Linked DNA regions of Homo sapiens: region 1 is linked to region 2. Evidence: chromatin loops called from intact Hi-C (ENCODE). Cell type or tissue: OCI-LY7. All regions are shown on one strand. Links, peaks and the distances in the headings refer to the core of each region. The heading gives the core; the rest is flanking DNA.

What was found. Peaks named below come from ENCODE experiments on the same cell type or tissue, not always from the same donor. Only the 100,000 strongest peaks of a DNase experiment are listed, where the experiment ranks them.
Region 1: it touches region 2 in a loop (4-fold over the local background); 4 of 110 quality-filtered maps call a loop at or near these places.

What each region holds. Positions count from the first base shown.
Region 1 is chr17:19,304,216-19,309,583 of GRCh38, reverse strand. The region is part of intron 4 of EPN2 (epsin 2); the gene reads right to left. EPN2-AS1 (EPN2 antisense RNA 1) reads left to right here and starts at 3,323. Exons shown (of 3, transcript NR_048576.1): 1 at 3,323-3,645. RefSeq lists enhancers at 1-662, 3,231-3,360, 5,189-5,368. In OCI-LY7, for the core only: no CTCF peak of the experiment used is centred there; DNase peaks (open chromatin) are centred at 1,113, 3,083, 3,673 and 4,043; H3K4me3 peaks cover 2,141 bases; H3K27ac peaks cover 2,527 bases.
Region 2 is chr17:19,242,321-19,247,688 of GRCh38, reverse strand. All of the region lies in intron 1 of EPN2 (epsin 2), which reads right to left. Among named protein-coding and RNA genes, the nearest start is that of EPN2, 7.6 kb to the right of the region's middle. In OCI-LY7, for the core only: no CTCF peak of the experiment used is centred there; DNase peaks (open chromatin) are centred at 2,728 and 4,438; H3K27ac peaks cover 2,216 bases.

The DNA.
Region 1 (5,368 bases), core at 136-5,135, 62 kb before region 2:
CAGATCTGCAGTGCTCCAAAAAAGGAACTAACTCAAAGACCCAAAGTATAGCTCTTGAACAGATGAACCAAAGAGCATCCTTCAAACAGGTGGAGGGCATCTGGAGACCAAAGACTCCACTCCAGGCACACCAACATTCAAGAGCTGACTTTTGAGGCCAGGCGCGGTGGCTCACGCCTATAATCCTCACACTTTGGGAGGCCGAGGCGGGCGGATCACAAGGTCAAGAGATCGAGACCATCCTGGCCAACATGGTGAAACGCCATCTCTACTAAAAATACAAAAATTAGCTGGGCATGGTGGCGTGTGCCTATAATCCCAGCTAGCAGGAGAATCACTTAGAGACCCGGGATATGGAGGTTGCAGTGAGCCAAGATCTCGCCACTGCACTCCAGCCTAGTGACAGAGCGAGACTCCGTCTCAAAAAAAAAAAAAAAAAAAGAGTTGACCTTTGTCTCTCGTAGTGTTACTACGAGATCATGGAAAATGAAGCCCGCCCATTTCTGCAGTGACCCCAAACATTTTCGTTCTGTAAGCAGCTTTGTACACTGATTAGAAAGAAATGCAGATAAAAATGCAGACACTTTTGCTGTGCACTTAGCTAGTTTAAATACTTCTAAGCAGCTCCTGGAAAGACAGTTTTTATTGAATGAATGAGATGTGAACTCCTAGCTGATGTAACAAACCCCACGGGAGTCTTAACATTCACAACATAAACCATGGTGCTGGGTGCTGGGGCTTACACAGCCATCAGGATGTTTCACGATCAGGGAATCTAAATGCTTTTAGAAATTATTGTAGTTTTAGAAGTATGTGCCCACCTCTGCCCCCGTTTCAGGAAGGGTCCATAGCTTCTCTAAAACTCTCAGAACAAGACCTGCCCTCTGAGAGATTTGGAGCTACTGCTTTAGATGGTTCCTTGCCCTGTCCTCCTCCCGGGTCTCCGTGCAGGCTGTTCCCTCAGCGCACCCACCTCCTCTTTTGTAGTCAGAGCTCGGCTTCCCGGACCTGGTCCTTCCCCTCCATCCTGATGCTGTGTCAGACTCTGCACCTCTGCACCTCTCCCTTGTAGCACTCACCCCTGGCTGACAAACACCTGTTGGGTGGAGGCTTACATGCATGCACAGACAGGTGCATGCACAGGTCGACAGATGGACAACTACAGAATTCAATTTCATGGTTAACGGGTCATTTTAAAATGTTCTAATTGTGCCGGGCATGGCGGCTTATGCCTGTAATCCTAGCACTTTGGGAGGCTGAGACGGGCGGATCACCTGAGGCCAGGAGTTCTAGACAAGCCTGGCCAAAATGGTAAAACCCGGTCTCTACTAAAAACACAAAAATTAGCTGGGTGTGGTGGCGGGCGCCAGTAATCCCAACTACTTGGGAGGCTGAGGCAGGAGAATTGCTTGAACACAGAAGGCAGAGGTTGCAGTGAGCCAAGATCAAGCTACTGCACTCCAGCCTGGGCAAAAGAGCAAGACTGCATCTCAAAAAATAAATAAATGTTCTAATTGTGTATTAGTTTACTTCCTTCTTTCATTACATCTATTTTAGGAAACCTAACTAGCAGGATTCATTCACCTAGGTGTTGCTTCTGCCTTACTTTCCAATCTAAATTTGCTTCTTAGGGTTTTCCTCTTTGAGAGAAACTAAAAGGTTAGGAATAATTCCTGACAAAGGAGGCTTTCAGATAGCTGGGCCATGGCTATGGTGAATAAAACAGGGGAAGAGGCCTAAATGCAATTCAGGCCACAGACGGGATCCACAGAAGAACCAGGGGAGGTAGAAAGAGGCTGCTTCTGGGCAGAGGGCTGAGGTGGGGCCGGGCAGGAGACTGGGAACTTCTCTACCATGTGAGGTTGCCAAGCAGAGGCATCACCCTGTCATGAAATTCTTAAAAACACACAAAACATATAGCAATAAATTTACTTTGGAACGGGCCGGGCACAGTGGCTCACGCCTGTAATCCCAGCACTTCGGGATGCCGAGGCAGGCAGATCACGAGGTCAGGAGATCGAGACCATTCTAGCTACGAGGTCAGGAGATTGAGACCATCCTAGCTAACATGATGAAACCTCATCTCTACTAAAAATACAAAATAAATTAGCCGGGCATGGTGGTGGGCACCCATAATCCCAGCTACTCAGGAGGCTGAGGTAGGAAAATGGCATGAACCCAAGAGGCAGAGCTTGCAGTGAGCTGAGATCGCGCCACTGCACTCCAGCCTGGGTGACAGAGCGAGACTCCATCTCCAAAAAAAAAAGAAAGTTGCAGCTATAAAAACATAAATGTATTTTTCTAAATAAAATCAAGTCAAATCCCATCCTAGTGTTATCACTCAATTATATTTCCCAAAGTATCTCTTCAGAAATAAAGCTAGAGGGTAAAGAAAAGTCCTCAATCCACCTTAACAACTTGATTTCTTAATAATACACCAAAACAAAAAGTATATTTTTTTGTTCGTTTTGTTCCTAAACTTCACCTATGCCAATCAGAACTCTCAAGTTTGGGCTTTCCTATGTTCAAAAAGATGTCACCATCCACATGGAAGAGAATAAAGGAAGCCAGACAGTTCCTGGGGACTCTTCTCAAGTGAACAGGGCACTCACACCCAAATCATTAACCACTCCAGCCACCTGTTCCCAGCCTCTTTCCTGATAAGGAATCTCTGAGGCTTGGTTCACAAAACCCTTGCTATAAAGCAAATATTGCACTTACGACATCCTTCATTTACTACCAAATGGAAACCACAAATGAATCAAGTAGAAGGCTCATATCCCACCCCACCCCAAAAAAAGTGCTCTGGAAAACAAGCCCCATCCTGGCAGGGAAGCTGGTACTGAGTTGCACAGCTACAGTGCCTGATACAGCCAGGTTGGAGGGGGAGAGTGGGCACGGGGCTCTGAACTGGACCTGCTGGAGAAGTGAGGCCTCCTTTGTCCTCTGAGCTTTCTAGCACATCTGCAAGGCCAGAATAGCTTCAAATGCAAATGTACATGTTTACGTCTACCATAACTGACACTGTTAGAATAACGCACAGCTGGCACATACTGGCTCACCACATCATAGCTCGTCACATCAATGTAGAAATTAAAGACAATGGGTATTCCCCTGAATGTTGTGGTTTTCATAAACGGATGTACAGCTTTCAGTTCTGCAGATGGCAGAATTCTTGGCCACCAACCATTGAACATCAGCTGAGCTACACACAACGGGACTGAGCTTCGAGGGAGGATTCCAGCAGAGATATTCTTGCCTTGGTGACAGCAACTCAGCTCCACAAAGGGCCTCTTGTGCCCATGCACATGACAGTGAACACAGACGTCGTTGTGAGACAGGCCTGAATGGGCCCTTCTGACCACCTGAGCCTGGCCTTGGCTCTGCTCTGAGGATCTGAAGGTTCAGAGCTCACAGGGACCAAGGGAAAAAGCAAGTGCTGGGGGATGTGCCACTCTCTCATTGTTGCAGGTTGCTTTCCCAGACACTCACTGGAAGGAAGAACGGGAATTGTTAGTTTAAGCTCATCACTAAAGTCGCATCAAATGCACGGACCTTCTCCCAGGAAGGCGGCCTTTTGCATTATGAACCCCACTGGAAGAGCTCCAAGTCTTCACTTGCTGTGGTCAAGAACTGTAACCACAGGTAGGCCTTATTTCTATCCTTTCCAGTCTGTCACACCAGCTGAGAAAAAGCCTAAGGGGGAGAGGCTGAGTAGGAAGGCTAGAAAAGCCCAACATTTCCCTCAAAATACAATCTAAAAAGAAGACCAAGAAAACTCTCCCAACTCAGGCAGACAAGGGTCTCTCCCACTCGAGTCCACCCTGTCTGCTCCAGGGACTGCCCGGCAGAGCCTGGGTGCCTGTACTCTGTGCTGGGGGAGAGACACCCTTTCCCAAATGCGCTCCTAAAACAAAGGGTGAAAGATTTTTTAATAAAGATGCTTCAGTGGGCCACTTTCAGGTAACTGTGAAAGAAGGCAATCGAGTTGGTAGAAAAACAGGAAATTGATTCTTATCAGCTACATTTTGCAATTTTCCTAGAAAGTATGGAAGCAGCATCTGCCAGTCACATAGTGCTGATTAAAAAGCCTCCTCTAATCTGCATGGATAGGTCAAACAGAAAGAAAGTGGCAAGTACAAAAAACACAAATGTAGGCTAGGCATGGTGGCTCATGCTTGTAATGATGTCACAGCACTTTGGGAGACCGAAGGGGGTGGATCACTTGAGGCCAGGAGTTCGAGATCAGCCTGGCCAACGAGGGCAAAACCCTGTCTCTACTAAACATACAAAATTTAGCTGGGTGTGGTGGCACGTGCCTGTAGTCCCAGCTACCCAGGAGGCTGAGGCATGAAAATCACTTGAACTAAGCAGGTGGAGGTTGCAGCGAGCCAAGATCATACCACTGCACTCCAGCCTGGGCAACAGAGCAAGACTGTCTCAAAAAAAAAAAAAAAAAAAAAAAACCAAAGTATATTTTTACATTTTACAGCACATGGGACAGGATTCTACCATCAAATGGCTCTGTGCAGTGGGCAGCATGACTGCACTGGTACGTGAGCGTCACAGACCCTGTGGAGAAGGCAGGGTGAGGTCCTGGTTTTCCTATGTCCCTGGGCCTGGTGTGGCAATGCTGGGTACACAGGCATGTCTGACAACTCAGAAAAAATGAAAGGTTGCCAGGCCTTGGGGGCGTGAGAAGACCCCATGTGGGCCCAAGCACTGCTACCACCTCTCACACCCTGTGCATGTCAGCCAAGGGAAGACCAGATAGTGGAAAGAGCACTGGACGGACAAATCTTGTCCCCACCGCTGACAAGCAGTGGGAGTCCATGTGATAGCCTGACCTCTTTGAGCTTCTGCTCCCACATCAGTGAAATGAAGACAGTGGGGCCTGTGGGAGGAGGTAAACAACTGACCTACCAAGGGGTCAGGAGTGCTGGGATGCAGTTGGCTCTTCCCTGTGGATTCCAGCCCTGTCCTGAGCTGGTGCTCTTTCCTCCATCCATGGGGACCAGACCACCTGAGGGCTAAGCTCCTTCAGACACCCCACCCTCCACGTCACACACAGAAAGCGTGGCCCTTCCCAGGCCTCCGAGGAACAGGCCTGGGGTTGCTTTCTGCTGGGCTGACCTACTTCGAGGGAGGGGCTAGGGAGCCAGCACTGAGCACAGGGTCAGCGTCCACTGTCCAGTGGCCAGTTCTCTAGTTCAGCTAAGTTCCTTCCTTGTTACTGAACAGCAGTGAAACGCTTCCTCAATGTGGTGACATCATCCTGTGGTTCCAGGGGCCACTTCCTGAATCAGCAATGACCTTGGCTACTGAGGACGTTCCTGCCACTTCTCAACACAGGAGAGCCTCCAAGGCC
Region 2 (5,368 bases), core at 207-5,206:
CCAAACCCCAAGGCTGCTGTCTCATCAGAGCCAGTGGCCATCTGGCCACCTGGGAGCTCACTGCTCCCAGCAGGCATCCACCCGTCACCAGCTGCAGGAGCCAGCACACACTCAAGCACCTACCCCATCCCATCTCAAGCTTTAACTCCTGCTGTTCCTGAGATCCGAAATACCTTCCCATCTGCCTTCCACTTAGGGATACTGTTTCTTGTTCTTCAAGGTCCAGCTCAAATCCTACCTTCTCCTGATAGCTTCCCTGACTTCTAAATTTTTTCTCCATTCTTGACCCCCTGACAAAGAATCAAAATCATGGCTCAACAAACTGCTAGCTTCTGTCTCACAAATAGTAACTTTGTCTTCTCAATTAGATTAAGTTCTTGGTGGCATTTCATTTATAACCATTATTTGCCTCTAGATCACGTGTTCCATATTTTTCAGGTTGACACTGGCCTCAGTCATGAAACTGTCCTTGAAATGCCCATACTTCTACATCTCCCAGCTGCTTCTCATAAAGTGACATACAAATTCTTTCTCCAATCAGATGTTTCCCAAATTTTGTCATCCATAGTATAGTCATTATATCCCAGGACAGCTCTGAGTATCAAAAAGGCACACAGGGGGCTGGGCGCAGTGGCTCACGCCTGTAATCCCAGTACTTTGGGAAGCTGAGGTGGGCAGATCACGAGGTCAGGAGATCAAGACCATCCTGGCTAACACGGTGAAACCCCCTCTCTACCATAAATACAAAAAGAAATCAGCCAGGCGTGGTGGCGGGCGCCTGTAGTCCCAGCTACTTGGGAGGCTGAGACAGGAGAATGGCGTGAACCCGGGGGCGGAGCCTGCAGTGAGCTGAGATCGCGCCACTGCACTCCAGCCTGGGTGACAGAGCGAGACTCCGCTTCAAAAAAAAAAAAAAAAAAAGGCACACAGGGAGGACTTGCTTTCAGGGGGGAAAAAAAAAACAAAACAAAACAACTGCGTCCCTTTATTGCTAGGATATTTTTTTGGGGGGGGCGGAAGGGGCCTTTTAATACAACTTTTTGCTCACATTGATTTATTCACCTCAGAGTCTTAAAGAGTTCACAAAACAAACTCAAGTCCAAGCCTCCAGGGCCTCCCACAAGTGCAGGGCAAGCACCAACACATAGCTGTTTACCATTCCTTGGTTGGGGAGCTGCAAAGAGTGCTCAAACCTTGGGAAAATGCTCACACCCCAGCCTCCCCAGGACATTTTAAGACCAGAGAGAAAATTACCCATTGGCTAGAACCCAGGTGTTAATTGCCTACTGGGGAAGGACATACTTCACATGGAATTATTATTATTCTTATTATTTTGAGACAGTCTCGCTCTGTCGCCAGGCTGGAGTGCAGTGGCATGATCTCAGCTCACTGCGACCTCTGTCTCCCAGTTCAAGCGATCCTCCTGCCTCAGCCTTCCAAGTAGCTGGGACTACAGGCATGCGCCACCACGCCCAGCTAATTTTTGTATTTTTAGTAGAGATGGGGTTTCACCATTTGGCCAGGATGGTCTTGATCTCTTGACCTCATGATTCACCTGCCTCGGCTTCCCAAAGTGCTGGGATTACAGGTATGAGCCACCACGCCCAGCCACATGTAACTTTTTAAGACTACCAAATTCCAGCTGGGTGCGATAGCTCACGCCTGTAATCCCAGCACTTGGGGAGCCCGAGGTAGGAGGATCACAAGGTCAAGAGATGAAGAAGGGCCGGGCATGGTGGCTCACGCCTGTAATCCCAGCACTTTGAGAGGCCGAGGCGGGCAGATCACCTGAGGTCAGGAGTTCGAGACCAGCCTGGCCAACATGGTAAAACCTGGTCTCTACTAAAAATACAAAAAAATTACCCAGGCGTGGTGGTACGTGCCTGTAGTCCCAGCTACTCAGGAGGCTGAGACAGGAGAATCACTTGAGCCCAGGAGATGGAGGTTGCAGTGAGCCGAGATCGCGCCATTGCACTCCAGCTTAGGCGACAAGAGCAAAACTCCATCTTTAAAAAAAAAAAAAAAAGAGATCAAGACCATCCTGGCTAACATGGCAAAACCCCATCTCTACTAAAAATATAAAAATTAGCTGGGTGTGGTGGCACATGCCTATAGTCCCAGCTACTCGGGAGGCTGAGGCAGGAGGATTGCTTGAACCTGGGAGGCAGAGGCTGCAGTGAGCTGAGATCCCGCCGCTGCAGTGAGCTGAGATCCCGCCACTGCACTCCAGCCTGGCAACAGAGACTCCAACTCAAAAAAAAAAAAAAAAGACTACCAAATTCCATATTTGACCCCCTTTTAACAAAGTAGCATTAGTAGAGGGTTTTCAGTCCTTAGTACCCACACCAGTGTGCAGAGCTGCAGGATCACAAAGTAAAAAGAAATGTCCCCTTCGCTCAAGGAAAAATTTGGCCAATTATTTTAACACAGCTCTGCAAACACAAAAACCCTTACTAGCCCACACAGACTTCCTTGGGGTCAAGCCATCTAGGGTAGCCCTAGGTCCCTGCTGTACACATCCAGGCAGCTTAGGGCCACCTGACAGAGAGGTAAGCTGTTATCATAGAAACAACTTCATAAAGCTCCAAAATCAGACAGGTGTGGGACTGAATTCAGGTCCAGCCAGCCACTGGCCAGGTGCCCATGACCAAGCTTGCCTCTTCCGAGCCTCAGCTTGCTCAGCCTACCTCTTGGGGTTGTTGTGAGGGTACAGTGAGGTAATGGGCGCACCTGGCACAGCTGCAAATGAGGTCGTGGAAATAAAGCAGTTCTGAGTTTGACACAGGTGGCAGCAAATACCAGCTGGGGCATACCAGCAGGAGTTCATACTAACTGTATGGCCTGGGGCAGGTTACTGAACCCCTCTTAGTTTTTTAAAATGCAAAATGAGAAATGGTGATAGGGCTTGCAGGACCACCATGAAAATTAAACACAGTGCATAAAATTAGTAATATAAGGCCTCGCACACAGGAAATATTCAAAAACCATCGGGGCTCACACACACCTCCCTGCACATTCGGTTTTGATGGACAAGTTGATAATTACCACTGAAGAAAAAAAATTCGAACTGTAAACATGAAAGAATATTAAATCTGAATTGCTGCAGGGAGGAGAAGCAACTTCCATTAACACCAGTGGTCCATGCCAAGTGGCCCCGTGGGAATCCAGGACCCAACAACATTACTCCCTCAACCTTTTCAAGTTACAATTCTTTCTTTTTTTTTTTTTTTTGAGAAGAGTCACACTCCCTCACACAGTCTGGAGTGTAGTGGCACAATCTCGGCTCACTGCAACCTCCGCCTCCCAGGTTCAAGCAATTCTCGTGCCTCAGCCTCTCGAGTAGTTGGGACTACAGGCCCACGCCACCACACCTGGCTCATTTTTGTATTTTTAGTAGAAATGGGGTTTCGCCATGTTGGCCATGCTGGTCTCCAACTCCTGGCCTCAAGTGATCCACCAGCCTCAGCCTCCCAGTGCTGGGATTACAAGCATGAGCCACTGCACCCAGCCCCCAAGTTACAATTCTAAAAGGCCTAGACAGTAAACTTCTTACATGATGTGTGAGAATGATGAACCTGCTTTTTCAACAGCATCCAAGATTTACAGCCTTTTTGAAGGACAATGACATCTTCTCTCCCCATTTCCTTTCCAAATGTCACGCCATCCATCATCTTCAGACCAATATTCAGAAACATTTCAGTGTCATTTTTGAGTTCCTACTGCACAGCCAGCAGGTGCTAGACATCTTACACACCTTCCCATAAAGTCCTCTGGGCCAAGGTTCCCAAATTTGGTCCCTAGACTGGCAGCATCAGCAGCACTTGGAAGCTGGCTAAAAATACACATTCTCTGCCAGGCACAGTGGCTCATACCTGTAATCCCAGCACTTTGGGAGGCCAAGACAAGCGGATCACTTGAGGTCAGGAGTTTGAGACCAGTCTGGCCAACGTGGTAAAACCCCATCTCTACTAAAAATACAAAAAATTAGCCGGGCATGGCCGGGCGCAGTGGCTCATGCCTGTAATCCCAGCAGTTTGGGAGGCCGAGGCAGGCGGATCACAAGGTCAGGAGATCGAGACCATCCTGGCTAACACGGTGAAACCCCATCTCTATTAAAAATACAAAAAAATTAGCCGGGTGTGGTGGCGGGTGCCTGTAGTCCCAGCTACTCGGGAGGCTGAGGCAGGAGAATGGCGTGAACCCGGGAGGCGGAGCTTGCAGTGAGCTGAGATCGCGCCGCTGCACTCCAGGCTGGGAGACAGCGAGACTCCGTCTCAAAAAAAAAAAAAAAAAAAAAAAAAAAATTAGCCAGGCATGGTAGCACACACCTGTAATCCCAGCTACTCAGGAAGCTGAGGCAGAAAAATCGCTTTAACCTGGGAGGTGGAGTGCAGCGAACCAAGATCGCGCCACCGCACTCCAGCCTGGGCAACAGAACAAGACTCTGTCTCAAAAAAAAAAAAAAAAAGACACATTCTCAGGCCTCCCCTCCCTAATGAGAAACAATGGGGTGCAGCCCCAGCCACGTGTTCAGCAAGCCCTCTGGGTGCTTCTGCTGCACACAGGAGTTTGAGAAACAAGGCTAGTCTATTTCATGAAGTAGTGATTACGAGCCCCCCTTTAGAGATGAGGACACCAAAGCTCAGTGATTAAAGTGCCCAAAGCCACCCAGCCAGGAGGCCCATTAGTACCCACACCTCATTCCAAAGCTATCTGCCACATGGCCTTTGAAGCCAAATTAACTGTACCACTTGGTGTTCTCAGCTATCGAGCTGCTGCAACGTGCAACTACCTAAGAGGGGTGGGACCAAGAGGAAAAATGAAGCCTGCACTCAGAAGTGATTAATTATAAATGCTTTTAAATCCACATCATGCATTAGCCCTAAACAATCAGCCGTCCCCCAGGATGAGCCTACTTTTCCCTGTTCTATATATCAGCAGGGTTACCATGAAGAGAAGATGGGGAGTCCCTTTATTTACAGCCCTTTGCATGTCCAATTCCTTGTATTGCTTTGAACAGAAAGAGAATTAAGTTACCTGTCCTGTCTCTAGAGGGCTTGAAAGTGAAGCACACTCTGCCTAGACCAGGACCAACAGGAAACAGAATCAGGAAAAGGACTTTCTATGCCCAGGAACGAAGCAGGCTCCAGCACCTAGGTACTAGGGGAATGAGTCACAGAAAGAATCCAATGCATGGATAGGGAGCATTTTAACAATGTTGCGGATCTGGTTCAAAAGAAGACAGGTTTTTTGTTTTTGTTTTTTGAGACAAGAGTCTTGCTCTGTCACCCAGGCTGGAGACTCACTGCAACCTCCCCTTCCCAGGTTCAAGTGATTTTCCTGCCTCAGCCTCCTGAGTAGCTGGGAC